2 separate regions of the Mus musculus genome follow, and region 1 is linked to region 2. Evidence: chromatin loops called from intact Hi-C (ENCODE). Cell type or tissue: left cerebral cortex. All regions are shown on one strand.

Evidence for each region. Peaks named below come from ENCODE experiments on the same cell type or tissue, not always from the same donor. Only the 100,000 strongest peaks of a DNase experiment are listed, where the experiment ranks them.
Region 1: a loop joins it to region 2, with 3 times the contacts of the local background. A loop is called at or near these places in 5 of 42 quality-filtered maps.

What each region holds. Positions count from the first base shown.
Region 1 is chr1:36,508,477-36,513,476 of GRCm38, forward strand. It overlaps Cnnm4 (cyclin M4), which reads left to right. Exons shown (of 7, transcript NM_033570.2): 7 at 1-300. It overlaps Cnnm3 (cyclin M3), which reads left to right and starts at 3,391. Exons shown (of 8, transcript NM_053186.3): 1 at 3,391-4,677. The coding sequence starts at 3,435. In left cerebral cortex, CTCF peaks have their summits at 3,003 (motif pointing left) and 4,240; DNase peaks (open chromatin) are centred at 3,354, 3,882 and 4,203; H3K4me3 peaks cover 1,869 bases; H3K27ac peaks cover 969 bases.
Region 2 is chr1:36,365,047-36,370,046 of GRCm38, forward strand. It overlaps Kansl3 (KAT8 regulatory NSL complex subunit 3), which reads right to left and starts at 4,135. Exons shown (of 22, transcript NM_001310513.1): 1 at 4,059-4,135; 2 at 2,723-2,988; 3 at 436-606. The coding sequence starts at 2,937. In left cerebral cortex, no CTCF peak of the experiment used is centred here; DNase peaks (open chromatin) are centred at 2,833, 3,254 and 4,140; H3K4me3 peaks cover 1,921 bases; H3K27ac peaks cover 856 bases.

The sequences.
Region 1 (5,000 bases), 140 kb after region 2:
CTGGAACTGGCCCAGTCTGCATGTCTTCCCAGCAGAGGAGGACTCTGCAGACGGCATCCAAGTGGGTGGCCAAGTCACAGCCGCCATAGCAGATGACTCCTATTTATTTTGCATTAAGATTTTAATTTGTATATTTTTGTGATTTATTTTGGCATTGTTATGAGTTTGACTCTCGGGGAGTTTTGTTGTTATGACTCTTGTGTCTTTTGTCACAAAACAATGATAATATTTGCTAAACAATATATGGACTTTATTTTTGATTGGTAATAAAAAATGAAATGTATATAAGTTTTGGTGAGCATATAACTTTGGTATTTTGTTTCTGGACTATTTGCTGTATATTGTAGAGACAAGTGACTAGCTGTCACTTGTGACAGGACAAGGGCAGTTGAGTATTGTAGAACCATTTGGAAGGGAAATACAAGAAGAACTGTAATTTACAAAGTATATATAATCAAGGCAGTTGTCACAGGAGTTGTTGTGGAGAGGCCGGTGCTGGCAGACATGCAGGGCAAATAAGTCCGATGTCATAGGATTCTGCTAGTGAGTGTTGGAATGGAGCAACCAATGAACAAATAGCCCTCCTTCCGCTCTGGGGGCTGAGGGCTGTTTGGGCTCCATGCAATAGTAGGATGGTGTCGTTTCACAACACACAGAAACGACTTTGTCTATGTCAATGGCTTTGGGGGGTTGGAGTGTCCATCTGAAATGGCAGACCTAAGGTTTCCTTGCTGTGCTGCCTAGGTTATCGCTCAGAAGCGCAGCTGTGGAACAGTTTGGTGGCAAGCACACGTGCTGAGAACTAGCATGTGCAGTCTTGGGCACCAAGGCCAGAGAACCCCGCAGGGCTGGAATGGGAGGTTGTTTTATTTGTGCTTGGTAGAGGGTCTCCATGTGGAGCCCACGTTGGTCTCATGTGGTGGTGACCCACTGCCTCTAGCTCCTGGGTGCTGGTATCACAGGCATGCACCACCATGTTTCGTTTGTTTGAGACAGGGTTTCTATTATGTACCTTTAGCTGTCCTGGAACTTGCCCTGTAGACCAGCCTGGCTTCAAACTCAGAGATTCACCTGCCTCTATCTCCCAAGTGCTGGGATTCGAGATGTGTGCCACCACGCCCAGCCCTGGTTGGTAACGTTGTTTTTGAGCTGGCTGGTCTCCATTTGCTTTCCTTTCTTCCAGTACCCTGGGTAAGCTGTTCGTGCTGGCACGTGTCATCTCAGCACACAAGAGACTGAGGCAGTAGCATCAGGAATTTGAGGCCAGCCTAGGCTACAAAGGAAGGCCCTGCCATCAGGGGAAAAAGATTTGCACTTGGGTAGGCAATGGAAAGAATACCCCAAATGAAAGGCTAACGTAGAAATGTGTATACAGGGATGGGATGAAGTTGGAGCCGTGTATACAGAGATGGGATAAAGTTGGAGCGGTCTGTTGTCCATCACAAGTGTGTTTGGTGCTGAACCCCTGCGACATACCAGCTGCTCTAGCTTTGTGGGGAAGAGATCATTGTCCCAGGCCTTCGCCCCTCCTGTCACTTCTCTCTGGGACCTTTCTTCCCAGACCTTATAAGGCTTGCCCCTCATATCAACCTCTGTTCAAATGTTCCCTCCTTGATTACCTACATCTCCGTTAGCATCATCTCCCCAATGTTTCCTCGTCCTCTCCTTATAACACTTCCAACCGGGTCTTAAAATGTTTCCTGGGATCCCAGCACTGGTTCTGAGCACCACGAGGGTGGAAGCTGTTGTCCCTGCCAGAGTTCCAGCCTTTGGGAAGTTACCTGTCCCGCACACACTCAGTGTAGGAAATGCTTGTCACACGAGCAAATGAAGAGCACATGGAGCTAAGATGCACAAGCTAGCCAGGGAGATCATACCTTGCCCCCATTTATGAGGTGTTTGCTTTGTTACATTTTTTTATTGTTATTTTAAAATTGATGTTTGGCCAGGCAGTAGTGGCACATGTCTTTAATCCCAGCACTTGGGAGGCAGAGGCAGGTGGATTTCTGAGTTCGAGGCCAGCCTGGTCTACAGAGTTCCAGGACAGCCAGGGCTACACAGAGAAACACTGTCTCAAAAAAAAAATTGATGTTTGTATGTGTATGTTTGCGTGTATGCACATATGCCATGTGGGACTGTTTCAGTTATGTCTACAGAATCCATTTTAGAAAAAAAATTCAAGAGGCTGGAGAGATGGACTCAGTGGTTAAGAGCACTTACCACTCTTGCAGAAGGCCTGGTTCCCAGAACCAACATGGTGGCTCACAAATGTCAACTCTAGTTCCAGGGGATGTAGTGCCCTCTTCTAGCCTCCTTCGGCACCTGCATACACAACACACATACATACACTTGGGCCCACACAGACACAAAACAAAACAAAACATATGTATAAGATGTGTACATGTCTTAGTACATTTAGGGAGAAAGTAGAGAGAAAAATGCAAAAAACAGGGATACCCATAGAGAAGCTAATCCCATAAAGACCACATACAATGAACGAAGAATGCTCCATCTGATCATGCAGGTGTCTTCCAAAATAAGGACAAAAAGAACCCTCTCAAACAGCTTTCTCAACCCGAGGAATCAGAATAAACTGTGGTTGTGAAGCTAGCATGTATGGAAATTCCTGACAGCTGCTATCTCCCTGCATGGCTGAATGACCCGAATGTCAGGTGCATGTCAGAAACCAAAGGCACACAGAATCAGTCTCTAAACATCGTTTTATTGTAAGCTTAATTACATGAAACAAGTGTGAAGATTCAAGGAAACAGATTTTTCTGGGTTTGAGTATTTACTATGGACCTTCCTATCAAGGCATCTTCCTCAAAAGCAGGTGTCTGTCTTGATATCCACAGAGCCCAACGCAAAGCTAAGAGACTTTAGCTTTAAAACAAACCAATAGAGCTGGGTGAGGTTAAGAATGTGTGCTGAGGACCAGAGTTCAGTTCCCAGCACAGCTTCCCATTAGCTTGGAACTCCAGCTCCAGGGGGAATTCGACGCCCTCTTGCGTCTGCCCAAAGCACTGCCCTCGCAAGCGCAAACCCACATACAAATACAAATGATAAGAAAATGTTTTAAACAAACGACTCCAGGTTTCCCTGTGCCCAGTCCCTGGTTCTTATTCAGCCCTTAGCCTTGCTGGCCAGAGGGTTAATGACCTTCCTTTGCTCGTCCACACGCGCCGGGAACTCCGAGGCCGTCCCAGACAGCCGCCCCGCGTCCTCCCTTGCCTGCGGAGCCCCACGCCCCTCCGGCTCGCCCCGCCCCGCGCCGCTTGTTTACTCCCCGGCGCAGCCTAGTTCTCCCCAGAGCCCGCCCCCGCCAGCCGCTTATTGGTCAAAGTGACGCGGAGGCCCGCGCCGATTGGCTGCAACAACAGAGGCGCGGGTGAGTGGGGTAGGCTGCGCCCGAGGCCCAGAAGGGGTAGCAGGCCATGGCGGCGGCTGCTGCGGCTGTGGTGGGTTGGTTGGGCTGGGTGCTTGCCGCGTTCTGTCTGGGCAGCACCGCAGGGGAGGCGGCGCCGGCGCCGGGCGCGGGACTGCTGAACTTCTGCACGGAAGAGGACAGCGCACCGGGCGCGGGCTCCCTGCGCGGAAGGGCAGCGCCAGAGGCCACTTTGTGCTTGCGACTCTTCTGCTCCGGCTTGGCCAACAGCTCCTGGACCTGGGTAGCCGCCGAGGGCGCAGGCTGCCCGGAGGGCGGACGGGCCACGGAGCCCGAGGAGGCGGCCGCCCCGACGGGCGAGTGGCGCGCGCTGCTGCGCCTGCGCGCCGAGGCCGGCCACCCGCGCTCCGCGCTGCTGGCGGTGCGCGTGGAGCCGGGTGGTGGGGCCGCGGAGGAGGCGGCGCCGCCCTGGGCGCTGGGGCTGGGGGCGGCCGGGCTGCTGGCCCTGGCGGCGGTGGCGCGCGGCCTGCAGCTGAGCGCGCTGGCGCTGGCGCCGGCCGAGGTGCAGGTGCTGCGCGAGAGCGGCTCGGAGGCGGAGCGCGCGGCGGCGCGGCGCCTGGAACCCGCGCGGCGCTGGGCCGGCTGCGCCCTGGGCGCGCTGCTGCTTCTGGCCAGCCTGGCGCAGGCGGCACTGGCCGTGCTGCTGTACGGGGCGGCGGGCCAGCGCGCCGTGCCCGCCGTGCTGGGTTGCGCGGGGCTGGTGTTCCTGGTGGGTGAGGTGCTGCCGGCCGCCGTGAGCGGACGCTGGGCGCTGGCGCTGGCGCCGCGCGCGTTGGGCCTCAGCCGCCTGGCGGTGCTGCTCACCTTGCCCGTGGCGCTGCCGGTCGGGCAGCTGCTGGAGCTGGCAGCGCGGCCGGGGCGTCTGCGGGAGCGCGTGCTGGAGCTGGCGCGCGGCGGCGGCGACCCCTACAGCGACCTCAGCAAGGGAGTGCTGCGCTCCCGGACCGTGGAGGACGTGCTCACGCCGCTCGAAGACTGCTTTATGCTGGACTCCGGCACTGTCCTAGACTTCAGCGTCCTCGCCAGCATCATGCAGAGCGGCCACACGCGCATCCCAGTGTACGAGGAGGAGCGCTCCAACATCGTGGACATGCTCTACCTCAAAGACTTGGCTATCGTTGAGCCCGAGGACTGCACACCGCTCAGCACCATCACCCGCTTCTACAACCATCCACTCCACTTTGTCTTCAACGATACCAAACTGGACGCTGTCCTGGAGGAGTTCAAGCGAGGTAAGGGGACGCCCCTGTTAGAAAGGCCCCAGAAAGTGATGGCCTTGTACCTGCGAATGACCTTTGGAAATATTTAAAGACCCACCTTTTAGAAGCGGAAGGAAGTGCTATGGGAGTCTGATGCGGGAGGATCGGAAGGTGGTTACCCTGTTTGTTAAATAGAAAATTTTAAAAAAGTTGGGGATGTAGCTCAGTGCTTGCCTAACATACATGAAGCCCTGACCATTACCCAGTACCACATAAACCCAAGCAGTGGCCTACCTACTTAGAAGGATGGAAGCCGGCCTGGACTAAAGATTCTGTCTCAAAAGTAAATGAATGAA
Region 2 (5,000 bases):
AAACATTTATTACCTTAATTGTAGATCATACCATATCATATCAATGCAAACATAAGTTTAGTTTTTTAGGGAGTTTGGGTGGCTCTGAATTATTTCAGTTTTGTGGTGTTGGGGCCTCACGCATGCCAGGAAAAAGCTTTACCACTGTGCAACATCCCCAACCACTCCTTGCTGTAAAAAGAGCTGACCACACTCATCGTAAGTTCAAGTCCTCCTCCTGCCTAGGCCTTCCACGGCGCTGCAACTGTAGACATCTGCCACTGTGTATGCTGGTCAGTGTGCTAGAATTAGGACAGTGAGCGGAGACATCCCCACTGCATGGCCGTAAGCGAAATGAGATGAGCTCTAGTCAACATTTCAATGACAATGATACTACAGAATTACCAAGTACTAACATTAGCTGCAAACTGGCCAATCTATCCCGGACTGGCCTACCTGTTGACATGTTCTTCCCAGTCTTCTGGCGGAGGAGGAGCATCTGCATCTGTCCTGGCGAAGATCACGTGCCGTTCACACTCGTTCATCACACTTCTTGCCTTCTGATTGTCATAAAGTGGAACAGGAGTTGCCGTGACCGTCTCCACATCTATTGGAACGTCTGACTCACTGTAAACAGGTGAGGAAATAGGACCAAGCCACACACACTTCACACAACACAGATGCTTAACCATCAGCTGGTTGCCAAGGTTTAAGACATGTCTAATAAACATGATTAGCTTTAAATGATTTTCATATCCACAGTCATTACATCCTCTCATCTAGCTCTCTCCTCTCCCTGCTGTGTGCCTGGGAAAGGCAAGGTCATTACACTTTCTGTGGCTTTGTTTTTTTTGTTTTTTTTTTGTTTTTTTCTTAAAGTTTCATCCTGGCCTGGAACTATGTTGCCCAGGCTAGCCTTGAACTCAGCCGTTACAGTTTAAGATTTTAAATGCATATATGTGGGTATGCACATGTGAGCTCCAGTGTCCACAGAGGCCAGAGACATCTGACATGGGTGCTGTGAGCTGGATTTGGGTCCTCTACAGGAGCAGTGTATGATCTTAACTGCTGACACATCTCTCTCCAGCTCCTAGCCTTAACCTCTTGACTCTGCTCTTGCCTCAGCCTCACCAAGTGCTGGGATGATAGGCATGAGCTACCACACTTGGCTCCAAAGTCTTTTAAAAATGCAGCTATATAAAAATAAAACAATTTAAAAATTCAGTTCCTAAGGGCTGGAAAGATGGCTCAGCAGTTAAGAGCATTTGATGCTCTTGCAGAAGACCCAAGTTTGATTCCTAGCACCCACGTGGGGTGGGTGACACAACTGTCTAATTCTAGCTCCAGGGAGATCTGATGCCTCTAACCTCTGAGGACACTGGTATTCGATGAACATACCACACTCATAAACACAATTAAAAATAAAATAAATTTTCCAATACAGTAATTTGGTTCCTAAATCACTGATTCTCATCAAAAATAAAAGAGTCATTAAGATACAAACACAAAGCAGGAAGTTTTATATAGTTAAAAAAAAAAAATTCAAATTCTACTTAAAGGCGGTTTTCAGTTATCCCCAGGCCAGAAGGATCAGGATTATGCTAGAATGTTCCCCTAAAGTCACGGCTCATGGACGATGAGGAAACTGAAAGCCAAAAACCTGTTACTATCATTAGGAAAGAAAAACTCCTCTGAGCTGGGAGGTATTACAGGTCTGCACTTGGGAGGCTGAAGCAGACAGATCTGTGAGCCAGCCTGATCTACATAGAGAGTGCCAGGATGGCCAGGGCTACATAGAGAAACCCTATCTTAAATAAGCAAACTATTACTCTAAGCCACAGCAATGACTGCAATCGGAACGTAGGGAGGCTGCCAACCTGAACTACACAGCAAGCTCAAAGCCAGCCAGGGGTACACAGTAAGACCCAAGTGATGGAGGTAACACAGATCTATAATCCGAGCACCTGAGAGGTGCAGGCAGGAAGATCAGAGTTCATACTACTTACTGTCTGGAGAGAGAGAGAGGGGTGTGTGTGTGTGTGTGTGTGTGTGTGTATAGAACCCAAATACAAGATCTCAACTCCCACCAAAACAAAACAAAAATAACCTGTGCTTGAGGAAAGATTAAACATGAAGTCAAAACAAACACAAAATCTCCTATCTTAAAATTTGTAATGATCAGAAAAAGAGTGTCTCAACAAATCCTGATACGAGTGAAGTCAGAAGGTTCAAAATTAATTAGTTAGGTCAAATATAATCAAATCATTTATCAGAGAGTACATTTTTGAAATGTTCTTGCCCCCTGACATAGGGTGGCTGGAAAGATAAAGAGACTTACTTAGGAAGGGTTTAGATTAACCCACAGGTGGCTTTTTGTAAGGAGGTAAGAATTGAAAGCAATGTTTTGGGAACTGTCTCCCAATCTGTGCACTGAAGCCAGAGACTCAATGATAGATTGTAGCCACTGCCAAACAAACTAGATGCTGCAGTAAAGGGAAGAAGGAATTATCTAGTTACTGGGAACTAAGCAAGCTAGGCTGTTTTCCTTTGCGCATCTCCCTTTCCTAACTCATGTTTGGCAATGTCTGTGTAGGTGTCCAACTTTGCCCTGCCGTTCTGATGCTGCTCATCCAAGCTCTCCATTCACCCTGCAGCCCCAATCACTCCTAAGAACATCTAAGCCCCGCCACGCATCACTTCCTTAAGAAGGAAACCCAAACTCACATGGTATTCTCAAACTCACATAGTATTCTCCTGCTGCCGACGGGGGGTTACAAAGAGCATGCGGGTGGGGCGGGCACTACTGGCATCTGGGTGGGCACTCCACGGTTTTGCATAGCTATGATCCAGGAAAACGAGGTCCAGTTCCCGCTCATGCACTGAAAGCTGGAAGAGCAGGGAGGTACCCATCCGCCGAGCTGAAGTCTGGAAGTCCCTCTCCCCACCCCGGTGGGCCATGTCAGTAGTCAAGCAGCCAAGTCAGGGTGTGAATATCTGCATGCTAGTCACCTGCAGTGAAAGGGGGCTTGTGAATTCAATAGCTTCCATTTCTCCCAACTTTCACTATCAAAACATGTCTTTATGCTCAGCATTCGATCTTTGATTATGCACATCTATGTGTCCTCCCACACCGCCACCAAACAGAACGGTGCCATACACAATTTTATAACTGTAAACTGACAAGACTCCACAGTTCACAAAAACATGACCTTTGCAATTGCCAAGGCGTGGTGACGCACGCCTTTAATCCCAGCACTGGGGAGGCGGAAGCAGACGGATCTCCGGGAGTTCAAGGGCAGCCTAGTCTACAGAGTGGGTTCCAGGACAGCCAGAGCAATATATTGAGATCCCATCTCAAAAACAAAAACCTAAATTTGCTGGGCAATTTTCTTCCTGGGTGGTAAAGGTTTTTGCAAACCAGAGGGATCACAAACATGAATTCATCAAAAGCTAAAGGTCCCTACTTTTCGTCCCCTAAACAGGACGTGGGCAGGGCTGGTCTGCTCGGGTGGCCCCAGCACAACAGGCGGGCACCGCGGGCCTCCAAGCTTCATTGCTTTGGGCTGAGGTCAAGGGGACTCTCCTAGGGTCACGCTCCACCAAAGGTTTGCATCAACCTCATGGTACTCCGGAGTTTTGGGAAGAGAAAAACTAGAGCCCGCCCTCAGCCCGGCCGGGCCCTCAGAAGGCCTCTCCTCCTTCGCCCTCCCTCGGCGAGGCGCCCAGCAAACGGCCCGCTCCTCTGAGAGGTTCCCGCCACGGAACCGCAGAACCTCAAAACGGCCCACCCGGGCGGCGGCCCCGGAGCCCGGACGACTCGGCCAAGGTCATCCCGAGTTCCCGGCGAGGAGGAGCCGCCCGGCCCCACCTCCCCTCCCGGGGCCCTCCTCGGCCTCGCGCCTCGGCCGCCCCAGCGCCGCGTCTGCCTCCCGCGCCCCGCCCGGCCGGCCCGGCCTGGCCCGCGGCTTCAGCCCCCGACCCCTCATGCCCGCGGAGCCCCGAGGGCTTCTCCGAGCCCGCCGCCCAACGCCTGGAACCCCACGGGCCACCACCCGCGCCGGGGCAAAACCGCGTCTCACCCGCAGTTGTCGGCCGCGCGCTCGCCCGAGCCGGACCCCAATGCGCGTGCGCCTTACCTCCCGGCGCCTTGGGCTCTGAGGAAAACGCGGAAGCAGATCGCTCTCCCGGAACCGCGCGGCGGCGAGCGGCAAAGCCCGGAGCGGATCCGCGCCCGGGACCTGGCTAACCTGTGGGGAACGCGGAAAGCGCGCGCGACTCCCGGGGCAGAGACGTTCTCCCTCTGCGTTTTCTGTGGGAAAAGTGAGGACAAAGAGCAAGATAGTTCAGACCACCCCAGCGCTCGGTGTCCCCTTCCCTGTTACAGAGCTGGGTTCAATTTGCAGTGTGCGGGTGGGGTTTATTTCAGCCCATCGGGGTTTATAATCCTAGCACTCTCTGGAGGCTGAGACAGGAGGATCGAGGTGAGTTCCAGAACAACCTGAGCTACACCATGACACCCTGTCTCAAGACCTCAAAGCAAACCAGAGAGATGGGGAGATGAAGAGAGGGAGGGAAAGCTTTGCAGAATGTTGGGATACAATTCTAGGGCTCTGCGGAGTTTAATAAGAAACTGGTACAGCTCAGACTAGGATGAGGTGGAAGATGAGGCAGAGGACAGATGTAAGGTTCAATTTTTTTTTCCCCCAGGTTTTTTTAATTAGGTATTTAAAAGGATCTTTACCAATCCTAAATCAGATAGGGGACTAATATCCAATATATATAAAGAACTCAAAAACATGGACTAAAGAAAACCAAATAACCCCATTAAAAATGGGGCTCAGAGCTAAACAAAGAATTCTCAACTGAGGAATACCAAATGGCTGAGAAGCACCTGAAAAAATGTTCAACATCCTTAATCATCAGGGAAATGCAAATCAAAACAACCCTGAGATTCCACCTCACACCATCAGAATGGCTAAGATTAAAAATTCAGGTGACAGCAGATACTTGCAAGGATGTGG